Regions from separate parts of the Homo sapiens genome. Here region 1 is linked to region 2. Evidence: read pairs that join two places in POLR2A ChIA-PET (ENCODE). Cell type or tissue: HCT116. All regions are shown on one strand. Each heading gives the region's core, and the rest is flanking DNA. Links, peaks and the distances in the headings are about the cores only.

Region 1 (5,069 bases), core at 1,474-3,973, 290 kb before region 2:
GTTCACGCCATTCTCCTGCCTCAGCCTCCTGAGTAGCTGAGACTACAGGCGCCGCCACCACGCCCGGCTAATTTTTCTTTTGTATTTTTAGTAGAGACGGGGTTTCACCGTGTTAGTCAGGATGGTCTCGATCTCCTGACCTCGTGATCTGCCTGCCTCGGACTCCCAAAGTGCTGGGATTACAGGCTTGAGCCACCGTGCCAGGCCTTTTTTTTTTTTTTTTTTTTGAGGCGGAGTCTTGCTCTTTCACCCAGGCTGGAGTGCAGTGGCACAATCTCAGCTCCCTGCAACCTCCGCCTCCCGGGTTTAAGCGATTCTCCTGCCTCAGCCTCCCAAGTAGCTGGGATTACAAGCATGCACCACCATGCCCGGCTAATTTTGTATTTTTAGTAGAGACAGGGTTTCACCATTTTGGCCAGGCTGGTCTTGAACTCCCGACTTCAGGTGATCTGCCCGCCTCAGCCTCCCAAAGTGCTGGGATTACAGACATAAGTCACTGTGCCCAGCTTTTTTTTTTAAGAGATGGGGTCTCACTGTGTTGCCCAAACTGGTCTCTAACTCTTAGGCTCAAGCAATTCTCACACCTCAGCTCAGCCTCCCAAGTAGCTGGGACTACAGGCATGCACACCACGCCTGGCCTGCTTTTACCACTTAAAAATTCACTCCTGGCCAGGCACAGTGACCCATGCCTGTAATGCCAACATTTTGGAAGGCTGAGGCAGATATGTTAGATGTTTGACCAGCCTGGGCAACACAGCAGGACCCCTTCTCTCTCTCCTTTTTTTTTTTTTTGCCTTGTTTTGTTTTTGAGACAGAGTCTCACTCTGTTGCCCGGGCTGGAGTGGTGTGTCGCGATCTCAACTGACTGCAACCTCCACCTCCCAGGCTCAAGTCATTCTCCTGTCTCAGCCTCCTGAGTAGCTGGGATTACAGGTGTGTGTGCCACCACGTCTGGCTAATTTTTGTGTTTTTAGTATAGACAGGGTTTCACCATGTTGGCCAGGCTGGTCTGGAACTCCTGACTTCAAGTGATATGCCTGCCTCAACTTCCCAAAGTGCTGGGATTACAGGCATGAGCCATCGCTCCTGGCTAGCAAGATCCCTTCTATACAAAAAATTTAAAAATCAGCAAAGCCAGGCGCGGTGGCTCACACCTGTAATCCCAACACTTTGGAAGGCTGAGGCGGGCAGATCACCTGAGGTCAGGAATTCAAGACCAGCCTGGCCAACATGGTGAAACACTGTCTCTACTAAAAATACAAAAAATTAGCCAGGCGTGCACCAGCACACCTGTAATCCCAACTACCTGGGAGGCTGAGGCAGGAGAATTGCTTGAACCCAAGAGATGGAGATTGCAGTGAGCTGAGATTGTGCACACTGCACTCCAGCCTGGGCAACAGAGCAAGTCTCCATCTCAAAAAAACAAAACAAAACAAAACAAAAACAAAGTATTACCAACCCCCTTTTTAAACAAGACATAAAAACATGCAGATTTTGGAACTCTGTAAAGACAATGCATCTATGATTCTACAATTATAAGCTTTGGATATTGTGGAATTCTAAGAGTCTAAGATGGTTCTTCTGATTCTAGGTTTATAAGAGTGTAAAAATAGTAAATATGAATATCTGTAACTTCCAATGCTTTAGAACAGCTGTTGGCAAATGTTTTCTGTAAAGGGACAGATAGCAAATGTGTTTGGCTTGATACAAACACTTGAATCTGTCGCTGCAGTGCCAAACAGCCACAGATGACAGGCACATCAATGGGCATGGCTCTGTGCCAATAAAACTTTATTTACTGGCACTGATATGTGACTGTCATACAATTTTCACATGTGGTGAAATTTTATTTTTCTTTAGATTTTTTTCTAACCCTTTAATAATGTAAAAACCAGTGATAACCCATCTCTCTCTCTTGTTTTTTTTTTTTTTTTTTTTAGACAGTCTTTCTCTGTTGCCTAGGCTGGAGTGCAGTGGCATGATCATGGCTCACTGCAGCCTCGACCTCCCATGCTCAAGTGATCCTCCCACCTCAGCCTCCTGAGTAGCTGGGACTACCGGCATGTGCCATCATGCCTGGGTAGTTTTGGGTGTTTTTTTTTTTTTGGTAAAGATGGGGTCTCCCTATGTTGCCCAGGCTGGTCTCAAACTCCTGTAGGATCCTGGGCTCCAGCCATCCTCCTGCCTCAGCCTCCCAAAGTGCTGGGATTATAGGCATGAGTCACTACGCCAGGCCCAAACATTTTTTAAAAATTAGCCAGGCATGGTGGCGTGCAACGTAGTCCCAGCTATTCTGTGGGGGCTGAGGCAGGAGGTTCGCTTGAGCCCAAGTGTTTGAGGCTGCAGGGAGCTCTGATCACGCCACTGCATGTGGGTGACAGAGTGAGACCCTGTCTCTTAAAAACAAACAAGCAGAAAAAAAAAAAACCCTTCTTAGCTGTACAAACATTGGTGGGGGGTGGGCGGGATTTGGCCCGTGGGCCACAGTGTGCTAACTCCTGGTCTGGAATTTTGCAAGTTTGAAATTCAACAACGCTCAGGTCCGTAAGACCCTGGGCTTGACGTTGTGGAATTAACGGAATTCTCGGAGGCGGACATCCGCAGGTTATAAAGCCCCAGAAGATCTGGGGTCCTGTGAGCTGCCGGTGTTCCACACCCACCCAGCCGCTGGGCGGCGCCCACGACACACACCTTCTTGTGGGTCTTGAGCTGTTCCTCGCCGTAGCGGAGAACGTCCTTGATGAGATCCTGTAACTTCCGTGTCAGTTCCAGGTGGCACAGCGCCAGCTTGTCCGAGGAGACGCGGAAGACCTCCCAGAGCGGGGCGAAGGTCCTGGGGGCGGGCAAGGTCACACCCAGGGTTCATCAGGCTCACCCCACCCCGGGACAGCGCTGGCACTGGCTCAGGTATGTGCTGCACGCTGAGCCCTGCTAAACATGAATGAATACTAATTCATATAATCTCCATGGCAGCTGTAAGAGGCGGGCCTGTGACAGATGGGGAAACTGAGGCATAGGGAGCTCTATAGCTCCTCCCAAGGCCCCTCAACAAATCAACATTAGAGCTGGAATTTAAACGCAGGCCCTGGTAATCCCAGCACTTTGGGAGACCGAGTCGAGCAGGTCACTTGAGGTCAGGAGTTCCAGACCAGCCTGAGCAACATGGTGAAACCCCCGTCTGTACTTAAAATACAAAAATTAGCTGGGTGTGGCAGAAGAATCGCTTGAACCCGGGAGGTGGAGCTTGCAGCGAGCCGAGATCACACCACTGCACTCCAGCCTGGGTGACACAGCGAGACTCCATCTCAAAAAAAAAAAAAAAAATGGTTCACGCCTGTAATCCCAGCACTTTGGGAGGCTGAGGTGGGCAGATCACAAGGTCAGGAGATTGAGAGAGCATCCTGGCTAACATGGTGAAACCCCGTCTCTACTAAAAATACAAAAAATTAGCCGGGCGTGGTGGTGGGCACCTGTAGTCCCAGCTACTCGGGAGGCTGAGGCAGGAGAATGGCGTGAACCCAGGAGGCGGAGCTTGCAGTGAGCCAAGATCGCGCCACTGCACTCCAGCCTGGGCGACAGAGTGAGACTCTGTCTCAAAAAAAAAAAAAAAAAAAAAAAAGAGTGACTAAGACACCACATGCCCCAATCGAGTCAATTTGGCCTGCCCCACTCAGCAGAAGCCCCATCCAGCCTCCCTCCACCTTCTCCTCCTGCTGCCTCCACTTCTGCCTGCCCCACAGAACTTTTGCCTCATAGCAGCCACAAAGAAAACTGCAAATGCCATCGGGGGACCACATTATGTGTTTTGTTTTTATTTTTGTTTTTTTTTGAGGCATGGTCTGGCTCTGTCACCCAGGCTGAAGTGCAGTGGTACAATCATGGCTCACTGCAGCCTCCATCACCTGGGTTCAAGCCATCCTCCTGCCTCAGCCTCCTAAATAGCTGGGACTGCAGGCACATGCCACCATGCCCGGCTAATTTTTGCATTTTTAGTAGAGACAGGGGTTTCTCCATGTTGCCCAGGCTGGTCTCGAACTTTTGGCCTCAAGTGATCCTCCCACCTCAGCTTCCCAAAATGCTGGGATTAAAGGCTTGAGCCACCGCGCCCGGGCACAAGGTTCATGCAAAGTCATTTGTGTGTCAGGCCCCTGAGGCCTCACCCTGCCATCTCCCCTCCTACTTCCTTTCCACGTTGCCCAAGCCCTGCAGCCAGGCCAGCCTCCTCACTCTTCCGTAAACATGCCACGCCTGTCAACTCAGGGCCTTCGCACTGGCTGAGCCACTTGCCCGGGTCTCTGTCCCTCAGACATCCCCATGGCCTGCCCCTTTCTATTAAGGTCTCAGTTCAGGGAGGTCGGGCCCACCCCAGAGAAAGTGCCCGATCTCTCACACTCCTATCTCATTCCCTTCCCAGCACTTTTTTTTTTTTTTTTTTCAAAACAGAGTTTTCGCTCTTATTGCCCAGGCTGGAGTGCAGTGGCACAATCTCGGCTCACTGCAACCTCCGCCTCCTGGGTTCAAGCGATTCTCCTGACTCAGCCTCCTGAGTAGCTGGGATTACAGGCACCCGCCACCACACTCGACTAATTTTGTATTTTTAGTAGAGAGGAGTTTCACCATGTTGCCCAGGCTGGTCTTGAACTCCTGACCTCCGGTGATCCGCCCACTTCAGCCTCCCAAAGTGCTGGGAGTACAGGCATGAGCCACCGCACCTGGCCCCCTTCCCAGCACTTTTCACCTCAGAAAAAAAATGTTTTTGTTTGTATTTAACATCTCTCTTCTCACACAGCCCAGATGTACATTGCATGAAGGTGGCTGGGGTTTTATCTGTCTGGGTTGCTGCTGGTGCTTGGCACACAGAAGGCACTCAAAAAATATTTGTGGAATGAATGAATGAGCTAGTGTGTGAATGAATGATATACATCCCTCTATCCAAATAGCCCCATAATCGAGGTGGATGACACTCTATTCTACATGCACCGAGTGTGAAGAGATGTCCACCAAGGAGGAGGCTCCCAATGTCCCCATGTTGGTGACCCCTACCCCACTCACCCCATGGGGGTCCCGTT
Region 2 (5,069 bases), core at 1,702-4,201:
ACAGGCGTGAGCTACCGCATCTGGCCCACTCTGCCTCCTTAATTCAGCTCTCACATTGTAAACAAGCACCCTTTTCACAGTCTATTTAGTGCCATGTTTTTTGCATTTTTGTGCCTTTTTTTTTTTTTTTTTTTTGAGACGGAGTCTTGCTCTGTCGCCCAGGCTGGAGTGCAATGGCACAATCTTGGCTCACTGCAGACTCCGCCTCCCAGGTTCAAGCGATTTTCCTGCCTCAGCCTCCTGAGTAGCTGGGACCACAGGTGCCTGCCACCACACCTGGCTAATTTTTGTATTTTTAGTAGAGATGGGGTTTCATCATGTTGGCCAGGCTGGTCTCAAACTCCTGACCTCAGGTGATCCGCCTGCCTCAGCCTCCCAAAGTGCTGGGATTACAGGCATGAGCCACCGCGCCCAGCTGCATTTTTGTGATTTTTGCTGGTGACTTCGCTGTTGAAAATGACCCCCAAGCACAGGGCTGAGGCGCTTGTCTGGTGTGATGTGCCTCATGGAGAAAATATGTGTGTTACAGCAGCTTTCTTCAGGCGTGGGTTTTAGTGCTGCTAGTTGAGTTCAATGTCAACACTTCAGGGCCAGGTGTAGGGGCTCACTCCTGTAATTCCAGCACTCTGGGAGGCCAAGACAGGGGGACTATTTGAGGCCAGGAGTTCGAGGCCAGCCTGGGCAATATAGTGAGACCTCATCTCTATGTTAAAATAATTTTTTAAATTTATTTTAGAAAAAGGTGGGCGGCAGGTGCGGTGGCTCACACCTGTAATCCCAGCACTTTGGGAGGCTGAGGTGGGTGGATCACCTGAGGGCAGGAGTTCAAGACCAGCCTGCCCAACATGGTGAAACCCCGTCTCTACTAAAAATACAAAAAAATTAGCCGGGCATGGTGGCGGGCACCTGTAATCCCAGCTACTCGGGAGGCTGAGGCAAGAGACTTGCTTGAACTCAGGAGGTGGAGGTTGCAGTGAGCCAAGATTGCACCACTGCACTCCAGCCTGGGCAATGAGAGTGAGACCCTGTCTCAAAAAAAGAAAGAAAGAAAGAAAGAAGGCCAGGCACGGTGGGTCATGCCTGTAATCCCAGCTCTTTGGGAGGCCAAGGTGGGTGGATCACCTGAGGTCAGGAGTTTGAGACCACCCTGGTCAACATGATGAAACCCTGTCTCTACTACAAATACAAAAAAAGTAGCCAGGCATGGTGGTGCACACCTGTAATCCCAGCTACTCAGAAGGCTGAGGCAGGAGAATGAACCCATGAGGTGGAGGTTGCAGTGAGCTGAGATCACACCACTGCACTCCAGCCTGGGCAATCGAGCAAGATTCAGTCTCAAAAAAAAAAAAAAAAAAAAAAAAGCGCTGCTCATCCATTCAACCAATAAACAGAGCAGCCAAGATAATCATTCTCAGCTAGACATAGTAGCTCACACTTGTAATCCCAGCACTTTGGTAGGCCAAGGTGGGTGGATCACTTGAGGCCAGGAGTTCGAGACCAGCCTGGCCAACATGGCAAAACCCCGTCTCTACTAAAAATACAAAAATTAGCCAGGTGTGGTGGTGGGCACCTATAGTCCCAGCTACTTGGGAGGCTGAGCCATAAGAATTGTTTGAACCCGGGAGGTGAAGGTTGCAGTGAGCCAAGATTGCACCACTGCACTCCAGCCTGGGTGACAGTGTGAGACCATGTCTCAAAAAAAAAAAAAAAAAAAAAAACAGATGATCATTCTCAGTGTTTATTAAGCACCTACTATCTGCCATGCCCTGTGCTAACCTTATATCCACCCTCCAAAATAGGTCCCTCAGATCCCCATTTGTCAAATAATGAATGAACTGGGGGCTCGGAGTGGGGAATGGACACGCCCAAGGTCACAGAGCAATTTGAGGACAGAACAACCCAGAAACAAAGCCTCCTCCCAGGGTCCCTCTAATCCCTGGCAGACTTATTACAAAGCATTTATCAAGTGCTGGCGACGTAGCCAGTGGCAGGCCAAGTGCCCATGAGGCACACAGCAGGTGCCCAATGCCTGCGTCTTTTTTTTTCCTTTTTTTTTTTTTTTTTGAGACAGAGTCTCACTCTGTCACCCAGGCTGGAGTGCAGTGGTGCCACCTCAGCTCACTGCAACCTCTGCCTCCCGGGTTCAAACGATTCTCCTGCCTCAGCATCCCGAGTAGCTGGGATTACAGGTGCCCGCTACCACGCCCAGCTAATTTTTTTGTATTTTTAGTAGAGACAGGGTTTCGCCACGTTGGCCAGGCTAGTCTCGAACTCCTGACCTCAGGTGATCAGCCCGCCTCAGCCTCCCAAAGTGCTGGGATTACAGGCATGAGCCACCATGCCCAGCCTGGAGCACCTAGTATACACCCAATTCTGCTCTAAGGGCTTCCTGTGGGTGAATTTGACGGAGCACCCCAAGAACTCCATGATGGGGTACAAATGTTACATCCATGGGGAGAGGGCTGTTATTGAGGGAGTAACCACAGGAAACAGCCCCTGCCAGTAGGGTGCCCGTCCAGAGGCAACACAACAACAAGAAACAGGAACTGAGGCCACAGTTGGTCACCGTCAGGCTAAACACCAGAGCTAGATGTGGGAACACGAGGATTCACCCCCAGCCTCCCGGTCTCTTGGTCTCACTCGTTCTCTCTCAAGGATGCCCACACCAGCAGGCAGTGGATTCCTGTACTTGGTTCCAGCCACATGCCTAGGCAGCCCTGCCTGGCAGCTGCTCAAGCCACCCCCAGCCTGGGGACAATGAGCCCACTGTCCAGCTCTGGGCCCAGGACTCCAGGGCGGAAGAAATCAACAAGGATGAATACGATCAGATTTCATGCAGGAAGTACAGGGCATGTTAGGAGAGTCAGGGCAGGGTGCTGAAATATTTTCTGAAGCCAAGGTCTAAATTTAGCACCCCAACCACTCCAGTGCGGCACAGTGGCTAAGAGCACATGCTCTGGAGTCCTGTGCCTCCCCGGCTGTGTGTTTCTGGGCAAATAACCTCCCCTCTCTGTGCCTCTGTTCTCTCACGTGTTAAATGGGATTTGTCAGCACCCCTTCATTTTTCAAGACAGAGTCTTGCTCCCTCACCCAGGCTGGAGTGCAGTGGGGCAATCATGGCTCACTGCAGCCTTGACCTCCTGGACTCAAGCAATCCTCCCACTCAGCCTCCTGAGTAGCTGGGACCACAGGAGAGCCCCACTCCCCCAGCTAATTTTTTGCGTGTAGAGATGGAGTCTCATCATGTTGCTCAGGCTGGTCTTGAACTCCTGGCCTCAGGCAATCCTCCCATCTTGGGCTCCCAAAGTGCTGGAATTATATGCACGAGCCTCTGCACCCAGCCTCCATCAATTCTGATGTATTTTACTCATTAGAAGGGAGTCACTAGGGCTGGGCGCAGTGGTTCAGCCTGTAATACCAGCATTCTGGGAGGCCAAGGCAGGCGGATGACCTGAGGTTAGGACCTTGAGACCAGCCTGGCCAATGTGGTGAAACCCCCTCTCAACTAAAAATACAAAAATTATCCGGGTGTGGTGGCAGGCACCTGTAATCCCAGCTACTCGGGAGGCTGAGACAGGAGAATTGCTTGAACCTGGGAGCTGGAGGGTGCAGTGGAGTCACACCACTGCACTCCAGCCCGGGTGGCAGAGCAAGACTCCGTCTCAAAAAAAAAACAGGGCGCAGTGGCTCACACCTGTAATCCCAGCACTTTGGGAGGCCCAGGCGGGCAGATCACCTGAGGTCGGGAGTTCAAGACCAGCCTGGCCAACATGGAGAAACCCCGTCTCTACTAAAAATACAAAATTAGCTGGGCGTGGTGGTGCATGCCGGTAATCCCAGCTACTCAGGAGGCTAAGGCAGGAAAATAACTTGAACCTGGGAGGCGGAGGTTGCGGTGAGCCGAGATCGCGCCATTGCACTCCAGCCTGGGTGACAAAGCGAAACTCCCATCTCAAAAAAAAAAAAAAAAAAAAGAAAGGGGTCACTAGGTCCAGCCCACACTCAAAGGGAGGGGACCATACAAGTGGGAAGAGCAGGAGACAGGGATCCCTGGGGCCATCTTCAAAGCTGCCACCCACAGGCAAGTATGTCAAGCCATGTCAGGAACTTAGAACCAGGCATGGACACCCACAGGGCCCATGGGAGCAGAGCTGGAGAGGAGGGAGAGATGGGCCTGGGTGAACCCAAGAAGGAAGGGATGGCCTTCCACCTAACAAACATGTCCTGCGCTACCGCTGTGCGCCAATCCTGAGTGGGGCGCAGGGCCACAGTGGCACCAAGACTGACACAGTCTCCTTTTGTGCCCCTATAGGGCCCACAGTCTAGAAAGAGGCCCAAGATTAAAAGGCAAGAAAACAGGCCAGATGTGGTGGTTCACACCTATAATCCTAGCACTTTGGGAGGCTGAGGCAGGAGGATCTCTTGACCTCAGGAGTTCAAGACCAGCCTGGACAACATAGTGAGACCTCTCCTTTATAAAAAATAAACAAAATCTGCTGGCTGTTGTGGCACGCATCTGTAGTCCCAGCTACTTGGGAGGCTGTGATGGGAGGATCATTTGAGCCCAGGAAGTTGAGGCTACAGTGAGCTATGATCACACCACTGCACTCCAGCCTGGGTGACAGAGTGAGACTTTATCAAAAAAACAAGAAACTTCTAATCCCAAAGCAAAGAAAGAAAACAACTAAAAATGCTGGGTTAAATGAGTTAAATCTTTGTTTTGTTTTGTTTTGTTTTTTGAGATGGAGTTTCGCTCATGTTGCCCAGTCTGGAGTGTAATGGCACGATCTTGGCTCACTGCAACCTCCACCTCCCAGGTTCAAGTGATTGTCTTGCCTCAGACTCCCAAGTAGCTGAGATTACAGGCGTGCACCACCACGCCCGGCTAATTTTTGTATTTTCAGTAGAGACAAGGCTTCGCCACGTTGGCCAGGCTGGTCTCAAACTCCTGACCTCAGGTGATCCACCCGCTTCGGCCTCCCAAAGTGCTGGGATTACAGGTGTGAGCCACCGCGCCCAGCCGAGTTAATTTTTTATTAATGTAGCAACAAGGTGATCAGAAAATAAGG

Evidence for each region. Peaks named below come from ENCODE experiments on the same cell type or tissue, not always from the same donor. Only the 100,000 strongest peaks of a DNase experiment are listed, where the experiment ranks them.
Region 1: POLR2A ChIA-PET joins it to region 2 with 5 read pairs; 4 of 35 experiments call an interaction of 5 or more read pairs at or near these places.

Annotation. Positions count from the first base shown.
Region 1 is chr19:17,764,433-17,769,501 of GRCh38, reverse strand. FCHO1 (FCH and mu domain containing endocytic adaptor 1) reads right to left here. Exons shown (of 29, transcript NM_015122.3): 6 at 5,053-5,069; 7 at 2,692-2,833. Among named protein-coding and RNA genes, the nearest start is that of FCHO1, 15 kb to the right of the region's middle. RefSeq lists an enhancer at 2,747-3,284. In HCT116, for the core only: a CTCF peak has its summit at 2,670; a DNase peak (open chromatin) is centred at 2,701; H3K4me3 peaks cover 610 bases; H3K27ac peaks cover 624 bases.
Region 2 is chr19:17,473,533-17,478,601 of GRCh38, reverse strand. The region is part of intron 1 of SLC27A1 (solute carrier family 27 member 1); the gene reads right to left. Among named protein-coding and RNA genes, the nearest start is that of SLC27A1, 5.5 kb to the right of the region's middle. RefSeq lists a silencer at 2,628-2,922 and an enhancer at 2,628-2,922. In HCT116, for the core only: no CTCF peak of the experiment used is centred there; a DNase peak (open chromatin) is centred at 2,791; H3K4me3 peaks cover 986 bases; H3K27ac peaks cover 2,500 bases.